Linked DNA regions of Homo sapiens: region 2 is linked to region 1. Evidence: chromatin loops called from intact Hi-C (ENCODE). Cell type or tissue: right lobe of liver. All regions are shown on one strand. Links, peaks and the distances in the headings refer to the core of each region. The heading gives the core; the rest is flanking DNA.

Region 1 (9,670 bases), core at 851-8,850:
TTATTCAATACCTTTTTATTGAGCCTTTCTATGAGCTACACCCTGTTCTAGGCACTGTGGATATACCAGGGGAAAAGGCTGTCAAGGTACTCATGGCACTTACACTCTAGATGCTCTGAGTGCTATCTGTGGTGGTGATCTCAATGGTACCAGTTATTTTAACTTATTTTTCACCCTGGTGAAATGCAGGCCAAACCCTGATGACTCTATGTCTAGGTCATCATTTGGGAACACTCACGTCCTTTGTTCTCACAGGAAACATTAAAGTAGAATTTGCTCACACATGTTTTTCCTACTTTTCTCCATGGTAGAGCCCTGTTTCCTGATGAACCAAAGTGAGCTCCTTCCCCATAGGAAGTTGCCATGGGTGGATGAGGATGCGCCTCTGTGACTGCATGCAGGGAAACCAGGAAGTAGTGAAGGGGCAAATTTTGTCCTAGAAGATAGGTACCAACAGTTGGCGTATTTCCTCAGCACATTCTGAAGTAGAAAGTGTGGAGTCTTGCCATTTCTGGGGCAGAGGCTCAATCTTACGTCTGTCCTGTCCGGAAGTTCTTACTCATATCTCCAGAACCAAGTCAGCTCTCACATTTGCAGTCATGTCTTTCCCTGCTTCCCTGGCAGTTACTCACACGTTATCTGTGTTCCTGCAGCACTTTTAGGGGTTGCCAGAGCACTTATTATATCGCTCAAGGTGAGTGCTTTTGCTGATTTGAAATTTCCTTGCTTAGCACAGTGACTAAAGCACAGATAATGCCCAACAAATATCTGTGGAATAAGTGCAGCATAGGTTGCGTGGTTCACGAGGAAGAGCCCTGTAGTGGCATCATAGGATGCAAATTGTAGCCCAACTTTGTCACAAAATGAATCTGCAGACAAGTTATACAGCTAAAATGTTCACATAAAATCATATAGCAATTGAGGGATTATTATTATGTGGGACAGTTTTATCTCTATTGAATTTACCTAGAGCCGCCTCTCTTTCTCTGTCTCTCTCTCTCTTTCACACACACACACACACACACACACACATCATACCACAAAATACCAGTGAAATGTCTCATGCTTATGACCAGAGTGTGCAGTTAACGTTGGCGCTGTCATCTGAACTTCCCTGGATCTCCATGTCAAAGCCCCGCCCCACTGGTGAGGCGCAGCATGACTCTGTCTCTCTCTTCCCCACCACTGTTACTTACCTGAAGACTTCAAACCCCCAGCCTGCCAAGGCAGTGAAAAGTCTGGGACTCAGGTCTCGAGCTGGGTTCATGGCACAGCCACTGTTCAGTCCCAGGGAGGAAGCAATGACAATAATCAGGAGGCCGATGGCAATGGGCTCTAGGCCTCTGGGGGCTCCCAAGTTTCTGGAGTCAAAGATGGCAAAGACGATTATGAGGAGTATCATGGTGGCCACCACCTGGAGAGGGAGAAGTTGAGCCAGGGCTTTAGCCTGCATTCTGCTCACCTGCATGTCTCAAAATCATCCCTTCTTACTATTTTACAATATTACAATATTACTATTTTACTTATATTACAATATGCCTAGTAATAACTGGCATGTACTGGGTGAATAATTGTGCCAGTCTCTCTTCTTTCTACAGCAATTCTAGAGGAGAAGCCAATATAATTCTCATTTACAGATTGGTTACCCTGCCCACTTAGTAGGTGGCAGTCAGGTTTGGATCCAGAGAGTTTGGCTCCAGAGACTGTTATCTTAATACCACACTATCCTGCTAAGCTACTACTCAGCTAAGTAGAACGGCAAGCTGCAGGCTGGAAAAATGAATGAAAGGCTTGTTCAAATTGGTGAGAAAAGCAATGTGAGATATCAATAGATGAGTGTGCAAAGGAAGTGAACAGAAAATTCAAAAAAGGAAAACAGAATTAGGAAAGCAGTGGTAAAAACTCATTAGTAATAAAATAAATCCAAACAATATCAAATGTTAGGAAAAAGATACCCGTTATTTCAGGCTTTTCTAATAGATCTAAACAAGTACTATGCTTTTAAAAGGAAATTCAGCAATAATTTAGCAATATGCATTCAAAAACATAAATTTATTTATACAATTTGATGCTGCTGGATGTTTGAGAATTACACAATGGAAATAATCTAAAACGTGGAAAAATCATTTTAAAATGTCCACTTTAGCAAAATTTATAGTACTGAAAAACTGGAAGCTTTTACTCTTTTTTTAGTCTACTGTATAGCCATTAAAAACTATAAACATAAAAGCTATGTAGTAATATTTAAAAATACTTATAACATTAAGTGAAAAAAATTTGTATTTTTTTGTTTGTGTTTGTGTTTTGTTTTGTGTTTTATACAGCTGTCCCTTGGTGTCTGTGGGGGATTGGTTCCAGGACTTCCTGCAAGTACCAAAAATCCATGGATGTTCAAGTCCCCAATATAAAATTGTGTATTATTTGTATATAACCTATGCACATCCTCCTGTATACTTTAAATCATCTCTAGATTATTATAATATCTGATATAATGTGAATACGGTATTGTTTAGGGAATAATGACAAGAAAAAAGTCTGTACATGTCCAATACAAATGCAATTTAAAAATATTTTTGATCCATGGTTGGTTGAATCCATGGATGCAGAATTCATGGATATGTAGGGTTGACTCTACTTAAAAACATACGTAAAAGAAAAATTTTAAGACAATAAACAAAAATGATAATAGGTATTTGAATTGGCCAATTATAGCTGGTTTCTATGTTATTAGTTTTCCAAACTACTGTTTTACTTTAACAGTTAAATGATAGCTATTATTTATTGAACATTTATTATGTGCCAGGTACTTCATATGCTTTATCTCATTAAAACTTCACAGTAATGCTGTGAGGTAAATCCTGCTATTATTCTCAGTTTATAGATAAGAAAACTCGAGTAAAACAAGGTTAAGACACTTGTCCAATGTCAAACTTGTAAGCAGAAGAATCAGGATGGGAACCAGGCAACTGATTTTAAAGTTTAAGTTCATTATCATTTCATCTGCTTTCCAAAATAATAATGTTAAAATAATTTTTAATTAATATTAAAAGACACATGTTCCCCCAAGAGCACTCTTCTCTGGAATGCCTTCTCCAACTCTCTCTTGCAGAGTAAAAGCTCCCTCCTCTGGGCTTCCATGACATTCTGACTTTACTTGTATCAGTGTCCCTGTCACTCTGCAAAAGAGTATCTACTTACTTGTTAGATTGAGCCTCAGACTCTGAACTCCTTGAAGAAGGAAGAGTATAGAGCTGTACTTGGCTAAGTAGGTGCCCAGTAAATAGTTATTGGGTAAATAAATGATTGATTATTAACTAAACCAAGGAATATGCTTGAAGAGTATTTACAGCTAAACAATTTAGTAATCTTGAAATAAGGTGACCCCAAAATATGGTCATGATGGCCAAGAGCTCTGTTGGGTGTTGACTGACTGATAATTGGCAATTTTTGGAACTCTCTCCAAAGCCTAAGAATACGGACAGCATTCAGGGTTTGCTGACGGTTACAGCCTCAGGGTTTTCTAATATTCGCTTTTTCTACTTGACTTTATACACAATAATGGGCTTAGAAACCACAGACCTTAGAGAAATTGCCAACTCACTCTGAGACAAGGACACAATGAAGGAAGCTCAGGATATGGTATGCAGGTCAGCATTGATCAAGATACAGCTTTGGGAGGCTTAGGCAGGCGGATTATGAGGTCAGGAGTTCGAGACCAGTCTGGCCAACATGGTGAAACCCCGTCTCTACTAAAAATACAAAAATTAGCCAGGAGTGGTGGCTCACACTGGGAATCCTAGCTACTCCAAAGGCTGAGGCAGGAGAATTGCTTGAACCTGGGAGGTGGAGGTTGCAGTGAGCTGAGATCACGCCACTGCACTCCAGCCTGGGGCAACAGGCTCAGTCTTAAAAAAAAAAAAAAAAAGCTTAGAGAAAAACACCAAAATAACCAAAATTGTCCTCGCTCTTCTATGCTCTCTGCTTCAAATTTCTATTATAATATGGTCGCTATACTCCAGTTTCCTATCTAATTTTCTTCTTTTTTGCCCAGGCTGAGGTGTGGTGGTGTAATCATAGCTCACTGCAGCCTCCAACTCCTGGGTGCAAGCTATCCTCCCACCTCAGCCTCCCAAGTTGCTGGGACTACATGCAAGCACCACCACGCATGGCTAATTTTTGTATTTTTGGTAGAGGCAGGGTTTTGCCATGTTGCCCAGGCTGGTAGTGAACTCCTGGGCTCAAGTGACCTGTCCACCTTGGCCTCCCAAAATGCAGGGAGTAAGATGTGAACCACCGTGCCCAGCTCTGTCTAATTATATCTTATTTTGCATTGTTTCCTTGTTCAATGCTCTTCAACTAGATTCAAAATTTCTGGGCAGATACTGCTTACAATGCGTTTTTCTCATATTATTCTTTTTATCCTCATAAGTAACTTCATGAAGGCTCATATTATCCCCATTTTACAAGTGAATAACTTGCGACCCAAAAAGTTCAGTACTTTGCTGAAGCCACGCAGGAAGTTGGAGGCAGAACAGCTATTTTAATTCAAGCATTCAGACTCTGCATCTTGGATCTTTACAACTCACATTTACTCGTCAGTCTTTCAAGCTCCAGACAAAGGGCCAAGCACATAGTGAGTTTTTAATGAACACTTGTTGCCTGTTTGATTTATTGATGAAAGTGGAAAGTAAAAAAGCTGAGGACATGAGGGCATAGTTTTTCATCCATACATTGAATGGAGGTGGGCATAGCTGATGAACTGGAAGATCCATTTTATACACATGCCCATTCTGATCTGCTCCACTGTATAAGTCCTGATCATAGAGGAAGAACTTAGAGATACTGAAAAATATAGCCTTCCTTCCACTGCCCTGACCAAGATAACCAGCAGCCTTCTTGGGACACAGTAAGGGAAGAAGAGTCTTTTGAGTTGACAATGTTAGTCCTGCCATAAGCTGACCAAATAGGTGTGCTATTGGTTACACCACAGTATGCTTGGGTGCTAGAAGCTTGTTTAAAGGTCAATAAGCAGAGATACTTCTAGCCACCTTGAGAGTTTAAATAAATAAACCTATGCACATGGTGAGACAGAGAGGATTGATGATCCCCTAGGCTCAACTACCACCCTTCACAGTCTTTGATTTGAAATAGAAATATCTTCTCTTGTGGCCTCCACACTTAGACCACTTGTTCAAAAGAGTCAATAGTGAAGTGAAGTCCATTTGTGTCTACAGGGATTGAAATGTTTAGTCATTCACTCTTTTCTGGATCTCAACTAATGTTAAACAAGTGTACGTATTAAAGAGGAAGGAGAAAACTTTTCTGGTGGTATCAGCTCCTTGTAAAGGTAAAACGATTATCAAGAAAGCTTGGGTTATGCCCAGCAACCTCTGCCTTTGGAAATATAATCTCTCCTTTCTGATTGGTCTCTAATTCTCCAATGCATTCCCCTTATGAGAGCATATCTTTTCACCAAAGTTAAGTCTTTGTTGAATCTACACTTACTTGATCTGCAAATGCGTTCGCCAGAGATAGATACGGAGCTGGGTATGTTGCAAAAATGTGTGCTGTTGCATTTTCTCCCACGATCAGCAGTTTTCCACCAGCAAAGGACATAAGTCCATCTATGAAAGAGAAAGCTCTGGCACATTAGTGTTCCCTGGGAAGAGTTGAAGGAGGCCTGTGCCAAGCCTTGTGCTAAACAACCAGTCACTCAGATTGAGCTTGGCATAGCCATGTCATTTGTCTCTCTCTACTTCCGAGGAATGATAGTTTTAGAGATGCCCAGGTGAATCCCAGGATGGAGGGTCAAAGGAAGAAGGCCTTTGGCCTCTCTGAATGGCCCACTGCAAACTTGGACAAATTATTCTTCGATAGGGTCCTGGGAATGAGTTCTCTTTTGGGGGAATTCTTGGAGTTTTCGAGGTCAACTGTAAGCCAAAGTGGGGCTTGGTCTTGCTCTAGGAATAATTTATAATTCCCAGAGGGCTCTCAGTAACCCCTAATACCACTCCAGAATTTGAGGGTGTTGCAGTATACTGAAGATGCCCTTAGAGCCAGGGGTATTGCAGCCACTGCCACAGCTAGCACTGACCCCAGGCCATTCTTGCCACAGCAGCGGGCTCTGAATTTCCTGTGTGTTCTTGAATTCCATTTTAGCCCTTTTAGACTCTAATTCTCAGAGAGACACTCTATGGGGAAAAGTCCCTTTCCATAACCTATTTCTTTTCCTTTTTTTTTTTCTTTTTTTTCTTCTTTGGAGACAGGGTCTTGCTCTGCTGCCCAGGCTGGAGTGCAATGGCATGATCCTGGCTCACTGCAGCCTTGATCTGGGCTGAAGCAATCCTCTTATCAGCCTCCTGAGTAGCTGGGACTACAGATGTGAGTTACCACACCTGGCTTATTTTTAATTTTTTTTTCTGAAGAGACGAGGTATCCCTATGTTGCCCAGGCTGGTCTTGAACTACTGGGCTCAAACGATCCTCCCACTTATGCCTCCCAAAGTGTTGGGATTACAGGCATGAGCCACCACACACCCAGCCCTCCATGACCCATTTCTATAAGGCCTGGTTCATAAATTCTACTTCCTAAGGTCTTCAGTTTGGGTAAGTCATAATGTATTAAGGCTTACCTTGGGTTAGAAGGAAGGAGCTGCTTTAACAGTTGATTTCATGGGAACACCAAGGTGTTTTAGTTTGAAAGGCCTCGAGAGTCATCTGATTCAATTCCCTCATTTTCCAGAGGAGGAAACTGAGGCTAGTCAGATCAGATGACTTATTTAAGTTGCACAGGTATTTACTGAACAGCTAGAGCTAAAGTCTGGTCTTCTATGACCAATACTGTGTTTTTCCCAAGGACTGTTGCAGAGTGGAAGCCCTGGCTGTTTGATAGAAGGGCAATGAGGCTCCCACCCAGCCCACATCTCTGCTGTGTCTCTTCCTTCAAAGACATCTTCCCAGAGTCCTTCTCTCAATACTTACTGGTCACACCTTTGTCACCAGAAAACACCTCTTTTCCCAGCCAAATCAGAGACAGCAGTGGGGAAGCCACTGGCCTACTGCTTGTTGTATGGATGTGTATGTTGCAGTGCTGGCTTGGCACAAAGACAGGCTTCCTTTAAGTTCTGCTCCCCATTTAAGATATGACCATTTTCATTAACAGGATTCACGAATTTGCTGGAATGGTAATATGGCCTCATTTTCTCAAATTTAGAACTTGCTGTCACTTGTAGAATGCTTCCCGTCCTTGCTTTTTCTCGCCTGTGCCTACCAAGTAATTCTGACTTTCAAATTATGCCCAGCTCTTCCTAACCTTAGGACTCAGGGACTTTACTCACCATAGTAAATGCCAAAGACGGTTGCAGCCCCCACAAAGGCTCCCAAGAACTGGGCTCCCACATAAAATGGCAATTTGAACCATTTCATCCGTCCAAAGAGACACATTGCTAAAGACACAGCTGGGTTGATGTGACCACCTGCAAGGGAAGATTGGAGAAGTGAGAGGGCAGGTTAGGAAGAAGAATATACAGAAAACCATCTAGAGACCTCAGGTGGAATTCAGTCTTCTAGGCAGAGAACTACTGCCTATGAGGAGAAAGAGGGGTGTGTATGCACGTGAAAGAGAGAGTGTGTATCTGAGCAGGGAGAGAAGGAGGAATGATCATTTTCATGGCATCCTTGGATAACAGTTTAGAATGTTTATCTTGATGAAAAGAGAGTCAGGTATAAAAAGAAACTTGATGTGCTCAAGTGGCTGTTTTTTTAATAGGCTTGAATCCCTCTATCTATAAAGCAGTCACCCCAAACAGACTGATGTAGCTATTAACTTCGATATCTTTTAAAAGTCAATATGCTTATCCAATATATGTATAAGATTTAAATCTATATCTAGCAGTTCCTCCGGCCATGCCCAGAGGATATAAAAACAAGCTCAAAAGAGATGTATCTTTAAAGGAAAATGACTGTGGGTTGCTGAGGGTGGGGGCATAGTTGATTTTGAGGTGGTCACAGTGTGAGTGGCTTGTTCTCAGTTCCTCTGCATAAACAATGCATTTCTCTCCTATACAGAAATGTAGCAACCCTTTCCTGAGCCCAGCCCAAGCTCCAGCTAGAGAAATCGGCTTCCTTGACTTGCATCCAGCCATAAAATCAAATAGAGAGTTTGCTCTGTGGTTGGTCTCTAACATCCCCAGCTGGCTTTGCTAGTAACAACAACAGCAGCATTTATCAAATACTTACCAGACACCATTGTAGGGTTAGTAGGTGGATTTGATCCTCTTAAGAACCCAATGAGATGAGTACTACTCCAGTTAACGGATGAGAAAACTGAGGCATGGACGGAAAGTAAGTTTCTTAAGGCTACATGGTCAGTAAATGGAAGAACCAGGATTCAGATTCAGGTTTATCTGAATTCTAGAGCCTGTGTTTTCTGCTATACCACTTCCAGCCCATCTTCACCGTGTTTATAAAGGCTTCTCTGCTTTTGTGGGCAGAAAAATAAATAAAGAATTTAAAAAAATTGTCTGAGCATATAGGCTCACTTCCTAGTGAAAACAGATGTTCATTTGAGGAATACAGATGACATTTTTTGTGGAGGGGGAATCAGAGACACCACATTGAGATGTGGACTTTCAGGCTGTGGCCTTGGTCGTAAACAAAGGAGGGATGATGGTGGTGATGATGATGATGATGATGATGATGATGATGATCCTGCACAGAACCAATAGGTGCACTTGTTTCCAGAAGCCTCTACCACTCCCTGTGGAGAAAGCTATGCTTTTTCCAAGTCTCCAGGGCAAAATGGACTTGCAGTGGGTGGGGGATTCTGGCTGCTGGCTAAGCCACAAGAGTCCTTTCTTCACCTGCCCCTGCCACTCAGTGGCTACAATGAGCAAGAAAATGCCAGTGTATTGAAGCACAGATGATTTCCTAAAGCCTTATAAACACTTCAACTGTTGTGTTTTCCTTTCAAATCCAGGAAAGCCACAGTTCTGGAGACTAGCAGTACACCTTACCAGGGAAGGCTAGAAACAGGGGTTAGGAGGGAGGAGGGGGCACACAGGGCAGTGGGAAGTTTCTCTTCTCCCAGAGGCTTGCTGCAGAGTAGCTGCCTCCAGCTGCCTGGAGGTAGCCATTGTGAAAGGAAAAGGGGTGCGGGGCCAGGTGCAGTGGCTCATGCCTGTAATCCCAGCACTTTGGGAGGCTGAGTTGGGTGGATCACAAGGTCAGGAGTTTGAGACCAGCCTGCCCAACATGGTGAAACGCCGTCTCTACTAAAAATAGAAAAAATTAGCTGGGCGTGGTGGCAGGCACCTGCATTCCCAGCTACTCGGGAGGCTGAGGCAGGCTAATTGCTTGAACCCAGGAGGCGGAGGTTGCAGTGAGCCGAGATGGTGCCACTGTACTCCAGCCTGGGCAACGAGCGAAACTCCGTCTCAAAAAAAAAAAAAAATTAGTTGGGCGTGGTGGCTCGCACCTGTGATCCTGGCTACTCAGGAGACTGAGGCAGGAGAATTGCTTGAACCCAGGAGGCAGAAGTTGCAGTGAGCAGAGATTGCGCCACTGCACTCCAGCCTGGGCGACAAAAACAAACAACAACAACAACAACAAAAAACCAAGGGGGCCGTAAGTGATCACCTCCAGTCCAACTCCCTTGAGTTTAGTCTACCAAT
Region 2 (9,670 bases), core at 597-8,596, 59 kb after region 1:
CTTATTCATTTCTGCCTACAAGGCTTTGCTTGTGCTGTATCCTCTCTTCTGGAAGATTCTTCTTCCGCCTCTTTTTCCATCCAAATTGTACTCACCTCACCTTTTGAAGAATTGGACTTACTAATTCACTTATGAGCCCTTCCCTCACAATTCCATTGAACAGGGAAATCTCCCACGATCAAATACATATACCACTCACTGTATGAATTACACAGCCCTTAATCACATCAGTTTCTTCTCTCTTCTTGTGTATTTGTACATGTGTATGCATGCATATGTTTTCTCTCTTCAAATAGATTATAAACTCTTCCCAAGTAAGAACTATGTTTTGTGGGGGGAGGGGGGAGGGATAGCTTTAGGAGATATACCTAATGCTAAATGACGAATTAATGGGTGCAGCACACCAGCATGGCACATGTATACATATGTAACTAACCTGCACATTGTGCACATGTACCCTAAAACTTAAAGTATAATAATAATAAAAAAAAAGAAAAAAAAGAACTATGTTTTATACTTTTTGGTATGGTCTAAAGGGGTTAGTACAGGTAACATGTAATGCAAAGAAACAAAATTTACCAGTAACTTGCATAACAGACATGATATCTTTTCCTTCTTTCTGTGTCCCGAGACCCACAAATCTATGATACTCTGGTCAGGGGTTGCAGGAGCAAGGAAAGGAATTGTGTGTCTTAGAGGCTGATGAGAGATGGATAAGGCTTTGGGAAAGGATAAGAGAATACAGTCACATCCAGGTGGTCATGTTAAATCTTCTGCTTTAGAAATATCACCTCATTTCAATGTACTCCATTTTCATGAACTAAGAAAACCTGGAAGATTGCTTTTACCAAACACACAAAACATTTTCACAAAAAAATGATAATCACAGAAGCACAATTTAATAAATATTTATGGAGAATCGAGTATGGACAGAATGCTGGGCCTTTCATTAAAAAAAAAATAGCTCTTCACGGTTTATCAAACATTTGCATCAACTATTTTATTTGTGTCTCAAAACAATCCTATAAAGTAAAAGGAACAGATATAGTGCATACTTTATATATATATATGAATTTCTTGTTTCTTGCCTGTCTCTCCTACTACAGTGTGAGTGCCTAAAAACAAATGTTGACTGTTAGACTGTTAGATACTTAGTGCCTAATTTTTTTTTTTTTTTAGACAGAGTCTCACTCTGTTGCCCAGGATGGAGCGCAGTGGTATGATCTAGGCTCACTGCAACCTCCGTCTCCCAGGTTCAAAAGATTCTCATGCTTCAGCCTCCTGAGTAGCTGAGATTACAGGTGTGTGCCATCAGGCCCAGCTAATTTTTGTATTTTTAGTACAAATGGGGTTTCTCCATGTTGGCCAGGCTGGTCTCAAACTGACCTCAAGTGATCCCCCCACCTCAGCCTCCCAAAGTGCTGGGATTACTGGCATGAGCCATCACACCTGGCCTGGTGTGTAATCTTTAATAAACACATGAGAAGTTGTGAAGCAAACCCTCACTATGCAGTTGAGGAAACTGAAGCTCAAGAAAGAGGACTGACCTGTCGAAAATCATGATGCAGTTAGTGGAGAGGGAGGATTCAAACCTGCACCTCTGGAATCCTGTTCTATCACACCTCCTGCCATTGGTTAAGCACAATGGGGAAATCCCATTGCCAAAACTGCAAGGACATTTTGAACATAACTTTTTGTTTGTTATGATTTTTTAAAAATGTTGTTCAACTTTTTCTAATTTCTTTATGATTGTGCTATTACATAGAATGAATACACTAAAACTGGGGAAAGGTAACTTAGGTAGAACTGCAGCTCTCTGTGAGGGTAAAGCTGAGGCCAAGAGCTTGGTCTTTGTCACTTGGCCTGAGTGGACTCCACAGGCCTGGCCATATGCGTCTCCCAATCACACAGCTGATCACACAGGTTGGGAGTGATCCAGTCAAAACTCATCTTCAGAACTGAAAAAACACAAAGGCCTGTGCCTTGATGATAGGGCATTGGCAACAACTGTGCATAAGGTGCCTAGTGTTACAACTGCAATGTCAGTATTTCAGGAGCCTAAATTATTTACCAGGTTACCTGGGAATTGGGTTGAGGAATCACATTTCCCACACATTAACAGTGGACTAAAACATCTAGGACTTCCATTCTCTGTAAGTCCCTGCACTTTTCCACTTCCATTCCCCCACTAGCAGGGGTGCTGAACACAATATCCTGAGAAAGCCATTGAACTTACCCTAAATTTCTTAGCAATCGGGACGGGAGTCCATTGCTTGCTTTTCAAGTTTTGCCAGTGGAAAGCCTCAAAGCCTACTGCTCGCTGAATATTAGTCCCATGTACTCCCCTTATAGTTCTGAGAATCTGGGGATTCCTTCTGGTCCTAGCAACTATCACTCTTTCAATTCGTTATATTGCCATTCATGTCTATGAAGGTGCCAGATCATAAATCTCTCCTTCCAGAAGCGACTCAACAAATTTCCATTCCAACTGCTCCACTGAGCAAAGAGGATGCAAAAATCAATTGTTATGGCTCCTTTCAATATAACCCTCTTCTCCTGCCGTCGTATTTGTAATACAATGGAGAGAAACAGCAACGGCCACTGGTCTCAGTTAGGTGACCTTTATTTCATCCTCGGGAAAGATGCCATGTCTTTTCTGGTGCCAATATCCTGTGGCTCTCCATAGACTTCCAGGAGACACTGAAGCACATAGGCAAGGAAAGTTTCCCTCATCTCCCAAAACCAGCAAGGGTTATATTATAATTTAAAAATTAATTTGCAAGCTGTTGAAAATATACTACAATGACCTGTAGAAAATTAAAAACAAAATTATGTCATTTCAAATATACCATTATCTACGAAGTCACTGCAGAATATGCCATTGGTACGAAAACCTTTGTTCTTGGTAGTGAATGAAAGGTGTGTTTTTAAATGCCATATTTCTTGATGGAAATACACGCTCAAAAACACTTTGAAATACCTCTGGCTTAATGCAAAGACTTTGGAGACTGACCATGTTTATTCAGGTAGATCTTTTGTAGATGAATCTCAGAATAATTGATCAAATTCCCACAAACCTGAGTGGTTTTAACAGTTAAAATAATAAAAGTAGCTAATCAATTAATAATTGTATAAGCAGTAGGAAAAAAATTTAAGTCAGCTCCATTTTGACTGAGCAATCTGAATTGAACATAGTCATGACTGGATGTGTGCTCGCCAAGGGGTTCCTTGACTCTGTGACTTTTATGTCCTCTGTGATCTGAGTTCATTGATCTTTTGGGTACAAAGATGAAGACCATTTGTTTACCCAAACATTTGTTCAGGGAGAATTTATTTAAGGGAAAGTGAGTTAACTAAATGAAGCAAGGTCACTTTTGTTTTTGTTTGATCCATGATATCAAAGAGACTGTTGAAATTTGGTATGCTACTAAAGGACAGGAAGAAAAGCATTGCAATCTATTTGAAACTAAATGGAAGTTAACAACACCTTTCAAATGAGCATTTTATCTATAATTTTTAAATATTTATTATGTTTGGTACATGAAAGAGATAAAGTGACACCTTGAAAGTGGTTTAATCCACTATCTTAAAACATGTTGACTGAATGGACTTCCTATATTGTCTATATTATATTTTTAAAAATTCTTATGGACTCAGTTCAGTTCGGCAAACATTATTTGAGTGTATGGATGCTTAGCACTGTGCTAGGTCCTGAATACAGGAAGATAAATGAAAAGCAGCCCTGGCTCTCAAGATGAATTCAATCCAATTAAGAAAACAGTTACAGTGTTGGTAAATTTGGTAAATGTATAGAACTTCTATTTTATCAAATAGCCCAGGGTGAAATTAGAACAGAGATGAGGACTCGCTGGTTAATAAGTACTCATCCCTTTGTTTAGCAAATGCATTTGCAAAGAAATTAATATAACATTGTCTACTCTCTTGCAGAGAGATTCGCAAGATCAGAATTTTAGATTTGGAAAAAATGGTAATATACACATAACCCAACTCTTTTATCATAAATAAGGCAGGAGAGACTCAGTGACTTCCCTGGAGTCAGCTCATGGGGGACCAAGACTAGAATGCTAGGATCGAGTATCCTAATTTCTTTTATTCTTTTGTTTTTGTTTTTGAGACAGAATCTTGCTCTGTCGCCCACGCTGGAGTGCAGTGGCACAATCTCGGCTCACTGAAGCCTCCACCTCCTGAGTTCAAGCAATTCTCCTGCCTCAGCCTCCTGAGTAGCTAAGATTACAAGTGTATGCCACCATTGCCCAGCTAATTTTTGTATTTTTAGTATAGACAGGGTTTCACCACTTTGGCCAGGCTGGTTGCGAACTCCTGACTTCGTGATCCACCTGCCTTGGCCTTCCAAAGTGCTGGGATTACAGGCCTGAGTCACCGCACCCAGCCCCTAATTTCTAGTCCTGTCTTCTTTCTTCTAGAATGTGCTGTCCCTCCTTGTTCTGCTACTGATTTCACTCATGAACAGTGGGGCCTCAGGGTCAAAAGTCTGGTTGGAAGAAGAGCTTGGGGACTTCTTGGAGTTGTGTTGAATGCATGATGTGGACCCATAGAACTGTTTTGTGAAGATACTTTAAATAAGTTTTGAAAAATGTGAGTTACACACCTCCAAAATTGGTCCATTATAATTATATTTGGGGAGGCTTGAAGCAGGTGATGGAAATTGGGAGATTCCTAAAGCCCTACAAGCCACCTCTTGGTGCCGCTACTGCTTGTAAAATATAATATTGTCATTTAATTTGCATGCAATTGAATTAAATGAACTCTTAGTACATAGAATTTATGGAACTTCTTGCCCCTAAAAAGATGTTAAGGTAAGACTGATTAACTCTCTTACAAAAGGAGATATGATTGTCCTTCGAGTGGAATCAACTGAGACCAAGGATGTTTTCAGCTTCCCAGATCTGGAAGCTTAATTTTATTGTATTGCCCAAATGTGACTGAGTCCTGGAGAACTGAATCGTGTTACAATATTCACCAGATACTGACTAACAAACAAGATGACCATTTATTAACTTACGTTGTGCAGAACAACCATGATTACCCTGTTGGCTGATCAGCACATGCTTCCTTAGTAGTAAAGTCTATCAGAGAAGCCAAATTACTCTTGGAATCTTGGAAAACATGGATTAGAATGGAGGGAATGGCTGCCTTAACAAGTCACTGTTATTACTGAACTGCTCCTTCCATCCACAGACAGGTTCCCTTCAAGAAAGAACTTGCTTCCCATTCCACTCTCAGGGATTCTGTCTCCAGGTTCCAGACCCTATGACTCCATCTGGTGGCTCTATTTCATACTCCCTTTTCCTCAGCCAGGTTTTCACCTTTGAGTCCATCTGCTTTGGGATTGATATTTCTTTAGATGGTTCCTAGTTCTCAACCTGACTTTCACTCCTGGCTTCTGTCCTTCAGATAACTCTTGGAAATTGTCCCCATCCATTCTGACATCTAGCCCAGCAACCAGAATCTTTATGTGTCAGAAACCCTAGCACCCTCATTCCTATCACTCTGTTCCAGAAAAGATTCAGACAGTAACCTGATTGATGTACCTATTTCTACTGTGGGGATCTATCTATGGAAGGAACCAGAACATTGTGTTCTTTGGTCATGACTCCATCACCTGAGTGGTGCTGGAGACCATTTCCTTACTCGTGAGAGAGAGAAGAGTATAGGGTTGAGTTCAAAAACCCCCAAATTAGAGGGCTTGGGTTTCTATTAATATTTCTCTTTCAATACTTAATAGCTATGAACCTTGAGCAAGCTATTAACTGCTTTGCACCTCAGTTTCCTTATAGGACATATGAATATAATAATAGTTCATACCTCATGGGACTCTTCTGAGGAGTAAATGAATTATTTCATATAACACAGTCCATATGACAAACAGGAAGGACATAATACCTGTGACTCTTCTTTGTCTATACTTTTTCTAGATTCCAAGCAACCCCTTTTCTTTATGACAGCACCATGACCTCAGACATTTCACAATACTATGGAGTGGGTTACAGTTTCAGAGTAACACCCCCTTGATCTGATGTGGAAGTAGATTAGATCAGACTAGATTAGATAGAATGTTATTGTGGAGGAGCACAATCATATTGTGTAACATCTCCAAGACATACTGCCTAGCAGCTGTCTTATCAAGGGACAACAGCCACTTCTTACTGAGCAATTTTTTATGTGTCAAGTACCATGCAAATTGCTTTATGAATATTGTTTTGTAATCTTTTATGTGATGGTCAATCAGGTGTGGCCCCAAGAGGAGATACAGGAGAGGCTCAGGTAAAAAAACGAAGTTTATTATACTCACAGATCCTAGAGACAAGAGGCACGGCAGGCCATGCTACCCCACAAAGTGCTACATATAAGGGAAAGACACTAGGGTGGTCGGGAGGCAGGTGACAGTAGCAAGGAGAGGGTTTAGGTCTTTTTTTCTTTTTTGAGATGAGTTCCTGCTCTGTCACCCAGGCTGGAGTGCAGTGGCATGATCAAAGTTCACTGCAGTGTCCAACTCCTGGGTTCAAGCAATCCTTTCACCTCAGCCTCCCTCATAGTTGGGATTACAGTCACGAGCCACCACACCCTGCCAATTTTTAATTTTTTGTAGAGACCTTATGGAGGCAAGGTCTCACTACATTGCCCAGGCTGCTCTCAAACTCCTGGGCTCAAGTGATCCTCCCACCTTGGCCTCCCAAAGTGTTGGGATTACAGGGGTGAGCCACCACAGCCCTAAATAAAGGTTTAGGACTGTTTTGAGATTTCCAAAGGAAAGGAAAATCAGGACAGGGTGTACAGTTTAGCATTGGTTATTTTGATAATTTCAGTGGGCTTTAGGCTATATGGATGGTTGCGAATTGCCTGGCACCTGGTCTTTTGATGATTAAGGCACAGAAATCTTGCTTCTTGGGGTGTGTGGACCAGATAGAGAAGGTATGGCTCTGGATTGGTTAGTATATCAAAGACGTGCTCCTACCTGAGCCATTTGGTAATCTTTAAGAATTGGCTAGCCCTGGGGGAGCAGTCTCTGCTCAGCTAGAAAGGTTTTCTTAAGATACCAAAAAATCATAAATATGGAAGATTAAAAATAATTTACAATACAAATATTACCACACATAATCTTGGCAATATCTTTGTAATGAAAGATATTGTTATTGCAGTTCTAAAGATAAGAAAACTAGACTTCCGGGCATTAGGACATTTGCCTGGGTGGCAGTAACTGGAGGAGTCCTGATTTGAATCGAGGTCTTCCTGGTTCTATGTTGGGAAAAGCTGAGTGTTGGGAGAAGCTGAGGCAGGGCTTGCATGTCTGACATAATGTAAAAGAGTCTTGGAACACATGTGGGGTCCAGGGTCTAAAACCCTTTGTGGCCTTTGGAACACCAAACTCTGTGCTAAAAGGTGGAAGGCTACCCTGACACACCATAATCTAAGTCCGGGGCATAAAACCCCTCGTGGCTTGGATAGAATCCAGGGCTCTTGACTCTGGAATGTGTCTAGACTTGCTGGCTCCTTGCTCCTTGCTCTCCCAGGATTGATTGTATCTTGAGTTAAAAGAACCTGCTCTCCACTATCTCAAGTAGCAGAGCATATGCTAAACCATCACAGCTGTAAATCATGTGCTTAATGCAACGCTCCCTTTCAACCCCACATTCTCACCACCTGTTTCTTTGTTTGATCACCAATAAATAGTCTGAGCTTCCAGAACTCGGGGCCTTCGCAGCCTCCACACTCATGATGGCCCGCTGGTCCCACTTTCTCTCTCAAAGTGTCTTTTCTCATTTCTTTAATTCTGCCGGACTTCGTCACCCCCACGACCTGGTGTTGGGTCCAATCACCCCAACAGTTCTAGAGCTCATACTTTTCTCCAGAATGTTCTATTTTTTTGCATAAAATTTAGAGTGACCCTTTCCTTAAGCTGTCTACATATTGTAGGGGTACCTTTTTATAGACTCCTAAAATAATGACATAGACCTCGTTGTCCATTATCAAGTTAGACCAGATATCTGGAATTTCCTGGGACAGCCCTGGTTGTATCTTTTCACATTATGCTGTCCTGCACTTTGTTTATTTATTTTACTTCTGTTGTTTGTTGTTATTTTGGCCCCAATTCTGAGTCAATTAACTATATTTTTCCATCTTAACATCCCTCTGGCTGAAGACCAACTTACCAGTCTTCCTAGGAACTGAACTGATCCTGGGGTTGAACCTCAGGTAGCAGTCAGTTATTATATTGATTAGAGGAATTGGCGGGTACAGATTGGGGGCATCATCCTCACGCCCACCTCTGTGGCATCCATGATGATCCATTTCCAGTCCCTTCCCTGGCTCTACTCAATTCCTTGCTGGGGGAACTCTACCCCAAGCTCTGTTCTTGGCCTCTCTCTTGCTCATTCTCTCACGTTTCTTTTCAAGCCTGAGCTCTAGCCTCTGGTTTGCCTCACACAAGTGTTCTCCTTGGGGGTTCTAGGTCCTGAGATGAACTGAAGACCTCGAATGGTAGCCTCTGTATCACAGGCTGTACCCCACATTTTTCCCGGCAAACTTTCTTGTCTTCTTACCTTCTCCATCTCTTGTTGACATAACCTATTCTCTTGGTCTCCCAGGTTTGAAATCTTGGAGTCAGCTTTAATGTAGCCCTGTCCTTAGACTGCAAATTTAGCCCTCTACCATAATACCTCTTAGATTTACACTGTCTTTTCCTGTCTTACTGATACAGCCCTAAACCTTTTTATTACATGTGTTAAGTATGAAAATAACCTGTCAACTCCAGGGTTTATTAACCTGGGAACTAAACACCCTCTATAAGGTCCACAGATGAGCTTTAGTGGGACTATAAAACCCCTGAAAATATTTTTTAAATTCTTGTGTGTTTGTGTACATACACGTATTTCTTGTGTCAAATAATACTTTCCATCAGCCTCTTAAAGGGGCTTGTATCAGTTTCCTAGTACCACCGTAACAATCACTAAAAATTTAACGGCTTAAAACAACATAAGTTTTTTCTCCTACAGTTCTGGAGGACAGAAGTCTAAAATCAAAGCTTTGGGAGGGCTTCACTCCTTCTGGAGGCTTCCGTTTCTTTGCCTTTCCCAGCTTCCGGATACCACCAGCATTTGTCGGCCTGTGGTCACCTCCTTGCACTAGTCCAGCCCTCGCTTATGTCGTTACATTGCCTACTCACTCTGACCTCCTGTCTCTCTCTGATAAAGACCCTTGTGATTACATTGGCCCCACTCAGGTAATCCAGGATAGTCTCCCCATCTTGAGATCCCTAACATTTGCAAAGTCCCCTTTGCCACATACCATAACACTAATGGGTTCCAGGAATTAGAATGTGAATGTCTTTGGGAGGCCATTATTCAATCTACCTCAGCAGTCAGTGCCCCAAATATGTTGCGAGCCACTGGCTTAACTGGTTTCTTTAACAATCCAGAAAATTATTTCTCTAATGTCACTCTTATCCCGGCATTCTCCTGCTACATTTACAATGTCTTCTCTTACCTATCAGATCAATCCACTCTCTGCACCAAGCATTAAGGGCCATCAGCCAATGAGACCCACTTTATCTCTCCAATGTCATCCCCAACATCCCCCAGCTGGGACATTCTAAGTCATTCCCCTGAAAATGCATTGTCACTCTTAACTC

Evidence for each region. Peaks named below come from ENCODE experiments on the same cell type or tissue, not always from the same donor. Only the 100,000 strongest peaks of a DNase experiment are listed, where the experiment ranks them.
Region 2: a loop joins it to region 1, with 2.6 times the contacts of the local background. A loop is called at or near these places in 35 of 110 quality-filtered maps.

Annotation. Positions count from the first base shown.
Region 1 is chr15:58,170,872-58,180,541 of GRCh38, reverse strand. It overlaps AQP9 (aquaporin 9), which reads right to left. Exons shown (of 6, transcript NM_020980.5): 3 at 7,337-7,474; 4 at 5,506-5,624; 5 at 1,197-1,414. Among named protein-coding and RNA genes, the nearest start is that of AQP9, 37 kb to the right of the region's middle. In right lobe of liver, for the core only: no CTCF peak of the experiment used is centred there; no DNase peak of the experiment used is centred there; H3K27ac peaks cover 501 bases.
Region 2 is chr15:58,111,440-58,121,109 of GRCh38, reverse strand. No RefSeq gene overlaps it. Among named protein-coding and RNA genes, the nearest start is that of AQP9, 22 kb to the left of the region's middle. RefSeq lists an enhancer at 9,330-9,670. In right lobe of liver, for the core only: a CTCF peak has its summit at 5,314 (motif pointing left); a DNase peak (open chromatin) is centred at 3,219; H3K27ac peaks cover 1,461 bases.